3 separate regions of the Homo sapiens genome follow, and all the other regions are linked to region 2. A link is an interaction called in ENCODE POLR2A ChIA-PET data of the cell type or tissue named here. Cell type or tissue: GM12878. All regions are shown on one strand. Region 1 overlaps NUMB (NUMB endocytic adaptor protein). Region 2 overlaps PSEN1 (presenilin 1). Region 3 overlaps RBM25 (RNA binding motif protein 25).

What was found. Peaks named below come from ENCODE experiments on the same cell type or tissue, not always from the same donor. Only the 100,000 strongest peaks of a DNase experiment are listed, where the experiment ranks them.
Region 1: POLR2A ChIA-PET joins it to region 2 with 5 read pairs; 7 of 35 experiments call an interaction of 5 or more read pairs at or near these places.
Region 3: POLR2A ChIA-PET joins it to region 2 with 5 read pairs; 3 of 35 experiments call an interaction of 5 or more read pairs at or near these places.

The regions. Positions count from the first base shown.
Region 1 is chr14:73,438,582-73,442,581 of GRCh38, forward strand. The region is part of intron 1 of NUMB (NUMB endocytic adaptor protein); the gene reads right to left. Among named protein-coding and RNA genes, the nearest start is that of NUMB, 18 kb to the right of the region's middle. In GM12878, no CTCF peak of the experiment used is centred here; no DNase peak of the experiment used is centred here.
Region 2 is chr14:73,221,646-73,225,645 of GRCh38, forward strand. PSEN1 (presenilin 1) reads left to right here. Exons shown (of 12, transcript NM_000021.4): 12 at 1-2,046. Among named protein-coding and RNA genes, the nearest start is that of PAPLN, 14 kb to the right of the region's middle. RefSeq lists an enhancer at 1,290-1,802. In GM12878, a CTCF peak has its summit at 1,668; a DNase peak (open chromatin) is centred at 1,666; H3K27ac peaks cover 368 bases.
Region 3 is chr14:73,065,489-73,069,488 of GRCh38, forward strand. The region is part of intron 1 of RBM25 (RNA binding motif protein 25); the gene reads left to right. It also overlaps the pseudogene LOC100422493. Among named protein-coding and RNA genes, the nearest start is that of RBM25-AS1, 8.0 kb to the left of the region's middle. RefSeq lists an enhancer at 1-461. In GM12878, no CTCF peak of the experiment used is centred here; no DNase peak of the experiment used is centred here.

The DNA of each region.
Region 1 (4,000 bases), 220 kb after region 2:
GATTGCGACACTGCACTCCAGCCTGGGCAAGACAGCAAGACTCTGCCTCAAAAAAAAAAAAAAAAAAAAAGTTTTCAAATAATTGTAATAAAAATAATAAACACATATTATATGATGTTGTTTAAAAAGCAGCCTCCAAAATTATCTATATAGTAAAATATGCACGAAGAAAAAACAGAAACAGACAATAAATGTTAATGTAATTTTTTAAAATGAATTAGGGGCCAACATCATAGAAACTATGATTATATTTCACAAGTGTCTGGGTTTCATTATAAGAACACAAGTGATATCCCTCACTAAGTAGGTCTAGTGGAGGGGAGAACAAAAAGACTAAAAGAATAAGAACATTCATTAAAGGAAAAAACCATTAGCATTATTTCAGATATGAATACGCAACTTATCAAATGAAGTCAAAGTCCTTCACGGTATCTTAACAAATCTATAATCAAGAAAAAGTTACAGAACTCAGTTCAATGCAAATATATACCAACCATGTTTAATCCAAACTGGGGAAAATAATTAGATGATTTAGTGATTTTCCACAGAACTGAGCTCAGCTCTTTTACAAAGCAACAAAAGAAGGGAAAGAGACTGCCAGAAGTCAAGCCAGCAACCTGATTTCCTAGGAAATTAGTTTTTACTTGGCAAAGTACCAGCCTCTAAAGAAGCACAACTCTACAAATAGAGATGAGACACATAAAACTCGAACACTCTGTAAAAAAATGTATGCTTTTCCCTTTGCTCTTAAGATCTCTAAAAGTGAATAATTAATGACTATTAAAAACAGGGGGAAAAAGACCCAATTTAGAGTTAAACATTCTAAAAACAGTAAGTTTCTTTCAAAATGCTAAGCAAACCTTACAAATTGTAAAATAATTATATTTTTGTTATTTTGAAAATTAAAAGGAAAATATGCCATTTCTAACCTTCAGTTAGGATTACATGGGAGACTTTAATATTAACTATATTAATTATGGATTTAAATTTATCAAGGTTAATACAATCTTTACAACACTTCTATGTTTTTAATCATCACTACAGAACATTTCCTTGAATTTTCAATTTAAAAAATAAAACCTTTACATGTGATCTTCCTTCAGAAAAAGGCTATGTGTAATAATACAAAAGAAGAGTCTTCTTAAGATAAAAAGGGTGCTAGGATAGGTGAATTAAAGAGGAGAAAGGAGAGAGAAAGAGAAAGGAACAGGTATGAATCTTTTCTTCCTTTAAGTCACATGTTTAAGGACCTGACCCTGATTTCTATTTAATGGCTTAGCACTGGAAGCTTCCAAATAACTAATGACACAAGGATGCCCAGTAGGCAGAGAAATAGCAGCTGAACTTCATTTACCGTTCAAGTATAAGGTTAACATAAGGATGAAATTATATACAACCTGTATATTTAAATCAGTGGATTCATTTATAACCTATTCTTGCAACTCTAAACTGCTTCCCTCATACAATGACCCCAACTGCCACTCTAGACCAAAAGGCCAACAAATTGCTATTGGAAAAATTAGTGATAAAGCAGAAAATTTTATTAAACTTTGTAACAAACCAATAAACAAAAAGTAATGGTCTCAACTAATGCTGCTGGGACAACTAGATATCCATATATATATATGGATATCCATATATATATATGGATATCCATATATATATACATCCATATATCTATAGATATCCATATATATATACACATCCATATATCTATAGATATCCATATATCTCAACAGAAGAATTGTTGAGCCCCTTCCCCCACACTGTACACAAAAATTACTGCAAAATGGATCACAGACTTAAATGTAAGAGCCAACTCTATAAAACTCTTAGAAGACACTGACATGGAGTGAACAAAATTAAGAAAAAATAAACTAAAACTCTTACAAGAAAACATAGGTATAAATATTCACAACCTTGGATTGGGCAATAGTTCTTAGATATTGTATCAAAAGCACAAGCAACAAAAAAAACAAATCGGCCAGGGGAGGTGACTCACACCTGTAATCCCAGCACTTTGGGAGGCTGAGGCGGGCGGATCACGAGGTCAGGAGATCGAGACCATCGAAACCCCATCTCTACTAAAAATACAAAAAATTAGCCGGGTGTGGTGGCAGGTGCCTATAATCCCAGCTACTCGAGAGGCTGAGGCAGAATAGTATGAAACCGGGAGGTGGAGGTTGCAGTGAGCTGAGATCGCGCCACTGCACTCCAGCCTGGGTGACAGAGCGAGACTCCGTCTCAAAAAAAAAAAAAAAAAAAAAAAGGACTTGAGCCAGCGTGGTGGCTCCTGGGTCATGGGCCAGGAGTTTGAGGCCAGGCTGGACAACACAGGGAGATCCCTGTGTCTAAAAAAGAAAAAAAAAAAAAGCTGGACTTTATTAAAATGAAAAAACTTTTGTGCTTCAAAGAACATCAAGAAAGTGAAAAGACAGCTCACAAAATGGGAGAAAATACTTGTAAATCATTATGTCTGACAAGGAACTTATATCCAGAATATATAAAGAAAACATATATTACAACTCAATAATAAAAAGACAAACCAGCTTTTAAAAAATCGGCAAGCATATAAAAAGACACTTCTTCCAAGAAGATAGACAAATGGCCAATAAGCATATGAGAAGATTCTCAACATCACTAGCCATCAGGGAAATGCAAATCAAAACCACAATTAATTTCTACTTTAGGCCAGGCACAGTGGCTCACTGTAATCCCAGTACTTTGGGAGGCCAAGGCAGGCAGATCATGAGATCAGGAATTCGAGTCCAACCTGGCCAACACAGTGAAACCCCGTCTCTACTAAAGATACGAAAATTAGCCTGGCATGGTAGTGCACGCCTCAGCTGAGAGGCTGAGGCAGGAGAATAGCTTGAACCCAGGAGGGAGAGGTTGTGGTGAGCCAAGATCACGCCACACACTCCAGCCTGGGCAACAGAGCAAGACTCCATCTCAAAGAAAAAAAAATTCTACTTTATACTCACTAGAATAGCTCTACTCAAAAAGCAGAGATCAGCCTGAGCTGTGACTCACACCTGTAATCCCAACACTTTGGGAGGCGAGGAGAAAGAAACGCTTGAGGCCAGGAGTTCCAGACCATCCTGGGCAACATAGCAAGACCCCATCTCTACCAAAAAATTTAAAAAATAAAAATTAGCTGGGCATGGTGGTGCAGTCCTAGCTACTAGGGAGGCTGAGGTGGAAGGATAGTTTGAGCCAGGAGTTTGAGGCTGCAGTGAGCTATCATGCCCACTACACTCCAGCTTGGGTGACAGACCAAAATTCTGTCTCAAAACAACAATAAAAAAAATAAAATAAAAGAGGTAATAACAATTGTTGGCGACAATGCAGAAAAACTGGAATTCTCATTCTCACTGCTGGTGAGAATGTAAAATGGTGTAGCTGCTTTAGAAAACCTCAAAAGAGTTACCATATAACCTAGCAATTCCACTACTTATGGGCATATACACAAAAACAATGAAAAGAGACCCGGCACAGTAGCTCACACTTGTAGTCCCAGCACTTTGGGAGGCCGAGGCAGGAGAATAGCTTGAGCCCAGGGGTTCAAGACCAGCCTGGGAAACATAGTGAGAGACCCTGTCTCTGTAAGAAAAAAAAAAGAAAAAAGAAAGAAAAAAAAAAAACGGGCAGGAGTGGTGGTGCATGCCTATGGTCCTAGCTACTCAGAGGCTGAGGTGGGACCATCTCTTGATCCTGGGAGGTTAAAACTGCAGTAAGCAATGATTGCACCACTGCACTCTGGACTGGGCTACAGAGCAAGATCCCATCTCAAAAATAATAATAATAATAAATTGTTTAAATTGTTTTAAAAGGAAAAAAGAAATGAAAACACATGTCCACACAAAAACTTTTATGTGAATGTTCATATTGGCTCTATTTGAATAGCCAAAAACTAGAAATAATCCAATGTCTATCAGCAGAAGAAATTTTTTAAATTGCAATATATCCATATTATGGAATACTACTCAACAATAAAAGG
Region 2 (4,000 bases):
TCCTGGGCTCAAGTAATCCACCTCAGCCTGAGTAGCTGAGACTACAGCCCATCTTATTTCTTTAAATCATTCATCTCAGGCAGAGAACTTTTCCCTCAAACATTCTTTTTAGAATTAGTTCAGTCATTCCTAAAACATCCAAATGCTAGTCTTCCACCATGAAAAATAGATTGTCACTGGAAAGAACAGTAGCAATTTCCATAAGGATGTGCCTTCACTCACACGGGACAGGCGGTGGTTATAGAGTCGGGCAAAACCAGCAGTAGAGTATGACCAGCCAAGCCAATCTGCTTAATAAAAAGATGGAAGACAGTAAGGAAGGAAAGTAGCCACTAAGAGTCTGAGTCTGACTGGGCTACAGAATAAAGGGTATTTATGGACAGAATGTCATTACATGCCTATGGGAATACCAATCATATTTGGAAGATTTGCAGATTTTTTTTCAGAGAGGAAAGACTCACCTTCCTGTTTTTGGTTCTCAGTAGGTTCGTGTGTGTTCCTAGAATCACAGCTCTGACTCCAAATGACTCAATTTCTCAATTAGAAAAAGTAGAAGCTTTCTAAGCAACTTGGAAGAAAACAGTCATAAGTAAGCAATTTGTTGATTTTACTACAGAAGCAACAACTGAAGAGGCAGTGTTTTTACTTTCAGACTCCGGGATTCCCATTCTGTAGTCTCTCTGCTTTTAAAAACCCTCCTTTTGCAATAGATGCCCAAACAGATGATGTTTATTACTTGTTATTTACGTGGCCTCAGACAGTGTATGTATTCTCGATATAACTTGTAGAGTGTGAAATATAAGTTTAACTACCAAATAAGGTCTCCCAGGGTTAGATGACTGCGGGAAGCCTTTGATCCCAACCCCCAAGGCTTTGTATATTTGATCATTTGTGATCTAACCCTGGAAGAAAAAGAGCTCAGAAACCACTATGAAAAAATTTGTTCAGTGTTTTCTGTGTTCCCGTAGGTTCTGGAGTCTGAGGATGCAAAGATGAATAAGATAAATTCTCAGAATGTAGTTATAATCTCTTGTTTTCTGGTATATGCCATCTTTCTTTAACTTCTCTAAAATATTGGGTATTTGTCAAATAACCACTTTTAACAGTTACCATTACTGAGGGCTTATACATTGGTGTTATAAAAGTGACTTGATTCAGAAATCAATCCATTCAGTAAAGTACTCCTTCTCTAAATTTGCTGTTATGTCTATAAGGAACAGTTTGACCTGCCCTTCTCCTCACCTCCTCACCTGCCTTCCAACATTGAATTTGGAAGGAGACGTGAAAATTGGACATTTGGTTTTGCCCTTGGGCTGGAAACTATCATATAATCATAAGTTTGAGCCTAGAAGTGATCCTTGTGATCTTCTCACCTCTTTAAATTCCCACAACACAAGAGATTAAAAACAGAGGTTTCAGCTCTTCATAGTGCGTTGTGAAATGGCTGGCCAGAGTGTACCAACAAAGCTGTCATCGGGCTCACAGCTCAGAGACATCTGCATGTGATCATCTGCATAGTCCTCTCCTCTAACGGGAAACACCTCAGATTTGCATATAAAAAAGCACCCTGGTGCTGAAATGAACCCCTTTCTTGAACATCAAAGCTGTCTCCCACAGCCTTGGGCAGCAGGGTGCCTCTTAGTGGATGTGCTGGGTCCACCCTGAGCCCTGACATGTGGTGGCAGCATTGCCAGTTGGTCTGTGTGTCTGTGTAGCAGGGACGATTTCCCAGAAAGCAATTTTCCTTTTGAAATACGTAATTGTTGAGACTAGGCAGTTTCAAAGTCAGCTGCATATAGTAGCAAGTACAGGACTGTCTTGTTTTTGGTGTCCTTGGAGGTGCTGGGGTGAGGGTTTCAGTGGGATCATTTACTCTCACATGTTGTCTGCCTTCTGCTTCTGTGGACACTGCTTTGTACTTAATTCAGACAGACTGTGAATACACCTTTTTTATAAATACCTTTCAAATTCTTGGTAAGATATAATTTTGATAGCTGATTGCAGATTTTCTGTATTTGTCAGATTAATAAAGACTGCATGAATCCAGCTGTGCTAGTGTTTTTTACATGAAAGTATCATAATGTATAACTGTAACTCACAGAACTGTCTAGCACTTATCAAGAAACAGTTTAGAATACAAAAATTAGCCAGGCGTGGTGGTGGGCGCCTGTAGTCCCAGCTACTCGGAAGGCTGAGGCATGAGAATCGCTTGAACCCAGGAGGCAGAGGTTGCAGTGAGCCGAGATCTCACCACTGCACTCCAGCCTGGGCGACAGAGCAAGACTCTGTCTCAAAAAAAAAAAAGTTTAGAAACAAATGCATTGTTTCTATTCTTAACTCATAAGAAAGTGGTATGGATTATAGCACACCACAGCTCTGAAGAGTGTAATATTAAATCTGTTTATAAAAGCCCCAAAGCAGCTATCCTTAATACATCCTGAAAGATATTTTTTCTAATAACTTTCACATTAATGTAAATATGTCAGAAGAAACTGTAAACTTATAAGACGTATGTTGTACAGTGCAGATATGTGCTGGAGGATTTTTTTTAAAGAAATTAGGTCACACTAATGGGAAAAGGCAACATTACTTTTATTGACCTGGTAGAGCATAGAATGTCCTCTCACTCCATTCCCCAAACTTGATAAAACGTTTTGTTTCTAAACAGTAAATAACATACAATCTGGAAATGATTGATCAGAAATACATTTATGGCAGAAAAACCACAGTTGGCCATGGTCTTCAGAAGGGGGCAGATAAGACATTGATGTGTTCCCGGCTACATCTGCTAAGGGCATCAGGAAGCAGGGAGTGTTTATTCCCTCCTTTGAGAATTGGAGGCATCATTTGTTTTCATGGCTCTTTTAGGCAGTGTCTGTGGAGTCTCCTACAGAGGCATCAGGACTTGGGAGAGGTTTCTGATTTTTAGGGGTCCTGACAATGGTGTTCTTGTTTTTTTTTTTTGAGACGGAGTCTCGCTCTGTTGCCCAGGCTGGAGTGCAGTGGCGCGATCTCAGCTCACTGCAAGCTCCGCCTCCTGGGTTCATGCCATTCTCCTGCCTCAGCCTCCTGAGTAGCTGGGACTACAGGCGCCCGCCACGCCCGGCTAATTTTTTTGTATTTTTAGTAGAGGCAGGGTTTCACCGTGTTAACCAGGATGGGACAATGGTGATCTTGATGAGAATGAGGACGGACTTTGAGCAGGGTTGAGAAGCAAGGGTAGTGAGGCTGGGTTTCCTGTGTCTCTAGGTAAGTCCCGTAGCTTTCCGTCAGCCCATGCCACACCTTCTTCCTGGGGACCCTTCTGTGTGCGGTGTGGAGAGTAGCTTAGGATCTGGTCAAAAGTGAAATGACAGCATACTTGAGTACGAGTGCAATGTTGACTTGTCAGTTGAATGAGAAAGAGTAAAGGAGAGATCCACAAAAGCAGGGGTTTAAAATCAGAAATTTCTCAGAAAGAAGGTTTGTTGTTGTTTTGGAGACAAGGTCTGGCTCTGTTGCCCAGGCTGGAGTGTAGTAGCGCGATCATGGCTCACTGCGTTGTTGAACTCCTGGGTTCAAAGGATCCACCTCAGCCTCCTGAGTAGCTGGAACTACAGGTGTACACCACCATGCCTGGCTAGTTATTTTTTATTTCGTGTAGAGACTGGGTCTTGCTTTGTTCTCCAGGCTGGTCTTGAACTCCTGGGCTCAAGTGATCCTCTCAGCTCAGCCTCCTGAAGTGCTGAGATTATAGGAGTGAGCCACTGCACCTAGCCAGAAATAAAGTTTTGAACTCAGTTTGGAAAGGGGGAAAAAGCCTGAATTGGCCAAGAAGGCAAAGGACATATACTGTACTAAAAATCAGGAAGACGGAAGTACCTGGGAGACACCTATGGATAATTGGTTTTTGAATAAAGGTGATGATTTATTCAGAGGAAAATCCAATTAGCTAACCAAATCTGTTTTCATATTTACTTAGAATATATCTCCTTCATCACATGACTTGTAGTGACCTAGA
Region 3 (4,000 bases), 160 kb before region 2:
GTCTTGGCTCACTGCAACCCCTGCCACCCAGGTTCAAGCAATTCCCCTGCCTCAGCCTCCTGAGTAGCTGGGACTACAGGCGCACACTACCATGCCTGGATAACTTTTTGTATTAGATACGGGGTTTCGCCGTGTTGGCCAGGATGGTCTTGATCTCCTGACCTTGTGATCTGCCTGCCTTGGCCTCCCAAAGTGCTGGGATTACAGGCATGAGCCACCTCACCCAGCCCAGTGTTTATATTTTTAGTGGAGACAGGGGTTTCACCATTTTGGCCAGGCTGGTCTCGAACTCCTGACCTCCAGTGATCTGCCCGCCTTGGCCTCCCAAAGTGCTGGGATTACAGGTGTGAGCCACCGCCCCTGACCGAGAGTTTTAGTTTTTAAGCATTATTTATATCTAATATTATTGGGGGAAAAGTGGTTTTAAAAATGAGTTCATGGCCCAGTCTTGTAACCATTGTGAGGCTAGGCACTGGGCCATTGCTAGAATATAGTATGCGGCATGAGATAGCATAATAAATTTGTTTATTGAAGTCCTCAGAGTTTGTTTACTGATTTATTCATTAATCAGTTTATTCAACAGGTATGAAAACCAACTATCCTAAGAAAGCACTGAGATAGGCTATTATAATGATAATAGAAGAGCTTCTGTAAGTAGGACAGTAGCCCTTTCTGTTTTAAAAAGAGATACCACCCCCAGTTTTTGGTTTTGGTCAAAAAGTTTTACAGAAAGTTTATTTTAAAACTCAACACATTTACAGTCTTGCAATCTTGTGTTTTTCATTGTTAATATGTACTGATAACCTACCTACTGTTTAAAACATTTCTAATACCTCATTTGCCAAGTATATTAAATCCTCCTAAGGGCTGGGCGCAGTGGCTTATACCTGTAATCCCAGCACTTTGGGAGGCCGAGGCCGACGGATCACTTGAGGCCAGGAGTTTGAGACCAGCCTGGCCATACATGGTGAAACCCCGTCTCTACTAAAAATACAAAAATTAGCTGAGCTTGGTCGTGCGTGCCTTGTGGTGTGCACCTGTAATCCTAGCTACTTGGGAGGCTGAGGCAGGAGAATCGCTTGAACCCGACAGGCGGAGGTTTCAGTGAGCTGAGATGGTGCCTCTGCACTCCTGGGTGACAGAGCAAGACTCCATCTCAAAAAAAAAAAAAAAAAAATGCATCCTAGGGATTCCTTTACCTATAAAGTTTTCTAAATATTTTAAGTATACTGTGTTTTCTGAAATTGAAGTTTAGTTTTATTGAATATGGTATTATCCCAATTTAAGTCAAAGGAATTCTGAGGAAGTAGAGCTGTGAGCATGTAGGTCATGCTTTTCTGTTTTAAAGAAATGTCTAGTAAACAGGTAAACGCATACTCAACCTCATTAGTCATGAGGGAAATGTAAATTGAAATAAGAGTATATTTTACTTATGAAATTGTGAGAATTTTGACACTGATCTATTCTACCAATGATGAGGATATGAGGAAAGGGCATACCCATATTCTGGTGGTGGGAATATACATTTATATGCTAGTTTTCAGGGATGATTTTGGAGGTAAAGTTTGGATACATATAATTTTTTTTTTTTTTTTTTTTGATGTGGATTCTTGCTCTGTCGCCCAGGCTGACGTGCAATGGCACCGTCTCGGCTCACTGCAACCTCCGCCTCCCAGGTTCAAGCGATTCTCCTGCCTCAGCCTCCTGAGTAGCTGGGACTACAGGCACCTGCCATCACACCCAGCTAATCAGATACATATAGTTCTAACCTGTATTAGAGAATTACCTGTACAGATGCATACAGTTATATGTCTATTATCTCCAGGAATGTTCAACATTATTTGTGAGAGCTGAAAGTGGAGCCAACTGTTAATGTTGGTTAAATAAATATGTCCGTATTATAATAATTTACTGCATTATTATTATTTTATTATTTTTGAGGCAGTCTTGCTCTGTCACCAGGCTGGAGTGCAGTGGCTTGATCTCGGGTCACTGCAGCCTCCACCTCCCGGGTTCAAGCAATTCTCCTGCCTTAGCCTCCCAAGAGCTGGGACTACAGGCATGTGCCACCACGCCTGGATAATTTTTGTATTTTTTTCATGTTTTATTGCCTGTATTTTTTTTTTTTTTTTTGAAACAGAGTCTCGCTCTGTTGCCCAGGCTGGAGTGCAGTGGCGCGATCTTGGCTCACTGCAAGCTCCGCCTCCCAGGTTCACGCCATTCTCCTGCCTCAGCCTCCCTAGTAGCTGGGACTACAGGCGCCTGCCACCGCACCCAGCTAATTTTTTTTTTTTTTGTATTTTTAGTAGAGACGGGGTTTCACCGTGGTCTCGATGTCCTGACCTCGTGATCCACCCGCTTCGGCCTCCCAAAGTGCTGGGATTACAGGTGTGAGCCACCGCGCCCGGCCTGTATTTTGTTTTTATATGTATCATTAATTCTTAAAAATTAAGATTTTGAATCTCTTTGGATATTTATTAGGCTTCAAAGATCTTGATGGAGCAGTCTGAGTTGACTGCCAGTTTCTTAAGTTGGCGGTAAGGCTGGGGTGCAGCGCACACTGGTTTAGCGTGAGCAGTGATCACTAAGCACATGAGCTACGACCACCCCAACTTTACCTCGTTCACAGACAGAACTGGAAGGTTGGTCCTAGATGGCTGCTTGGTCCTGGATGCTTTAGTGGTCTCTTGATATGTGGAAAGCCTTGTTTTGGAACAAATGTTTCCATTGATACAGATGAGAAATGCCTCTTTAATATTTTTATAAACCATTTAGACCCCAATAGATTTGGTTTGTGGGTCACTCTCTTGTGAGTACCAAAGGATTTCATGGTTGGAAGGTGTGCCTTTTCGTCTTGGCAGTGAGCAGCATTTAATGGAGAGACAATGCTTGTATTTGATTTTTTTTTTTTTTTTTTGGTTCATTTACAGGATCTGAGACTTATTCAGACTACCAGCTGTATTATCAGGAAGGAACAAATCCAAGTTTTGACGTATTGTCAGTGTGCCGCATGTTGTATTTTCAAATTCCTTTAGTGGTTTTAACATTAGATGACCAATTCTTTGGCACTGATGTGCTTTTGCCAGTGTACGGTAGATCTGACCATGGCTCTGAGAAGTCTGGCTGGCATTACCACATCCCAAGCTCTCTGTCCAAAGAGAAGGAAGCGCCAGGGACGCACGCTTCCTTGGCTGGACTGCAGGAAAAGAGCTGCAGCACCAGCCTCTCATTACTGCAGCCACCCCCTCTCCTAATTTTTGTATTTTTAGTAGAGATGGGGTTTCACCATGCTGGCCAGGATGGTCTCAATCTCTTGACCTTGTGATCCACCCACCTCGGCCTCCCAAAGTGCTGGGATTATGAGCGTGAGCCACCACGCCCAGCCAATTTACTGCATTATAAAGGTGGAATAAGACTTTATTTTTATTTTTTATTTTTTTAGACAGACTCTGTCACCCAGGCTGGAGTGTAGTGGCACGATCTCAGCTCAGTGCAAACTCCGCACCCTGGGTTCAAGTGATTCTCTTGCCTCAGCCTCCCGAGTAGCTGGGATTACAGACATGTGCTACCACACTTGGCTGATTTATGTATTTTTAGTAGAGATGGGGTTTCACCATGTTGGCCAGGCTGGTCTAGAACTCTTGACCTCACGTGAGCCCCCTGCTTTGGCCTCCCAAAGTGTTGGGATTGCAGACGTGAGCCACCATCCCGGCTTGGAATAAAACTTTTGTGAACTGACATGAAGAGATGGCAATTATAACGAGGGAGAAATTCACATGATGTGATTGGTTGTAGAAAAATAAAAATTATTAGTTCATAGAATGATATTAAGAAGAGCACAGCAGTAGATACCAAACTGTTGGGATTGGGGGCAAGGAAGTGGAAGACTTAAACTTTTTATGTTTTCTCTTTTTATGTTTCTGTAAAACATGAAAGACAAAATAGTAGAGACAAATATTTTTGTTTGTTTTTTGAGATGGAATTTTGCTCTTGTTGTCCA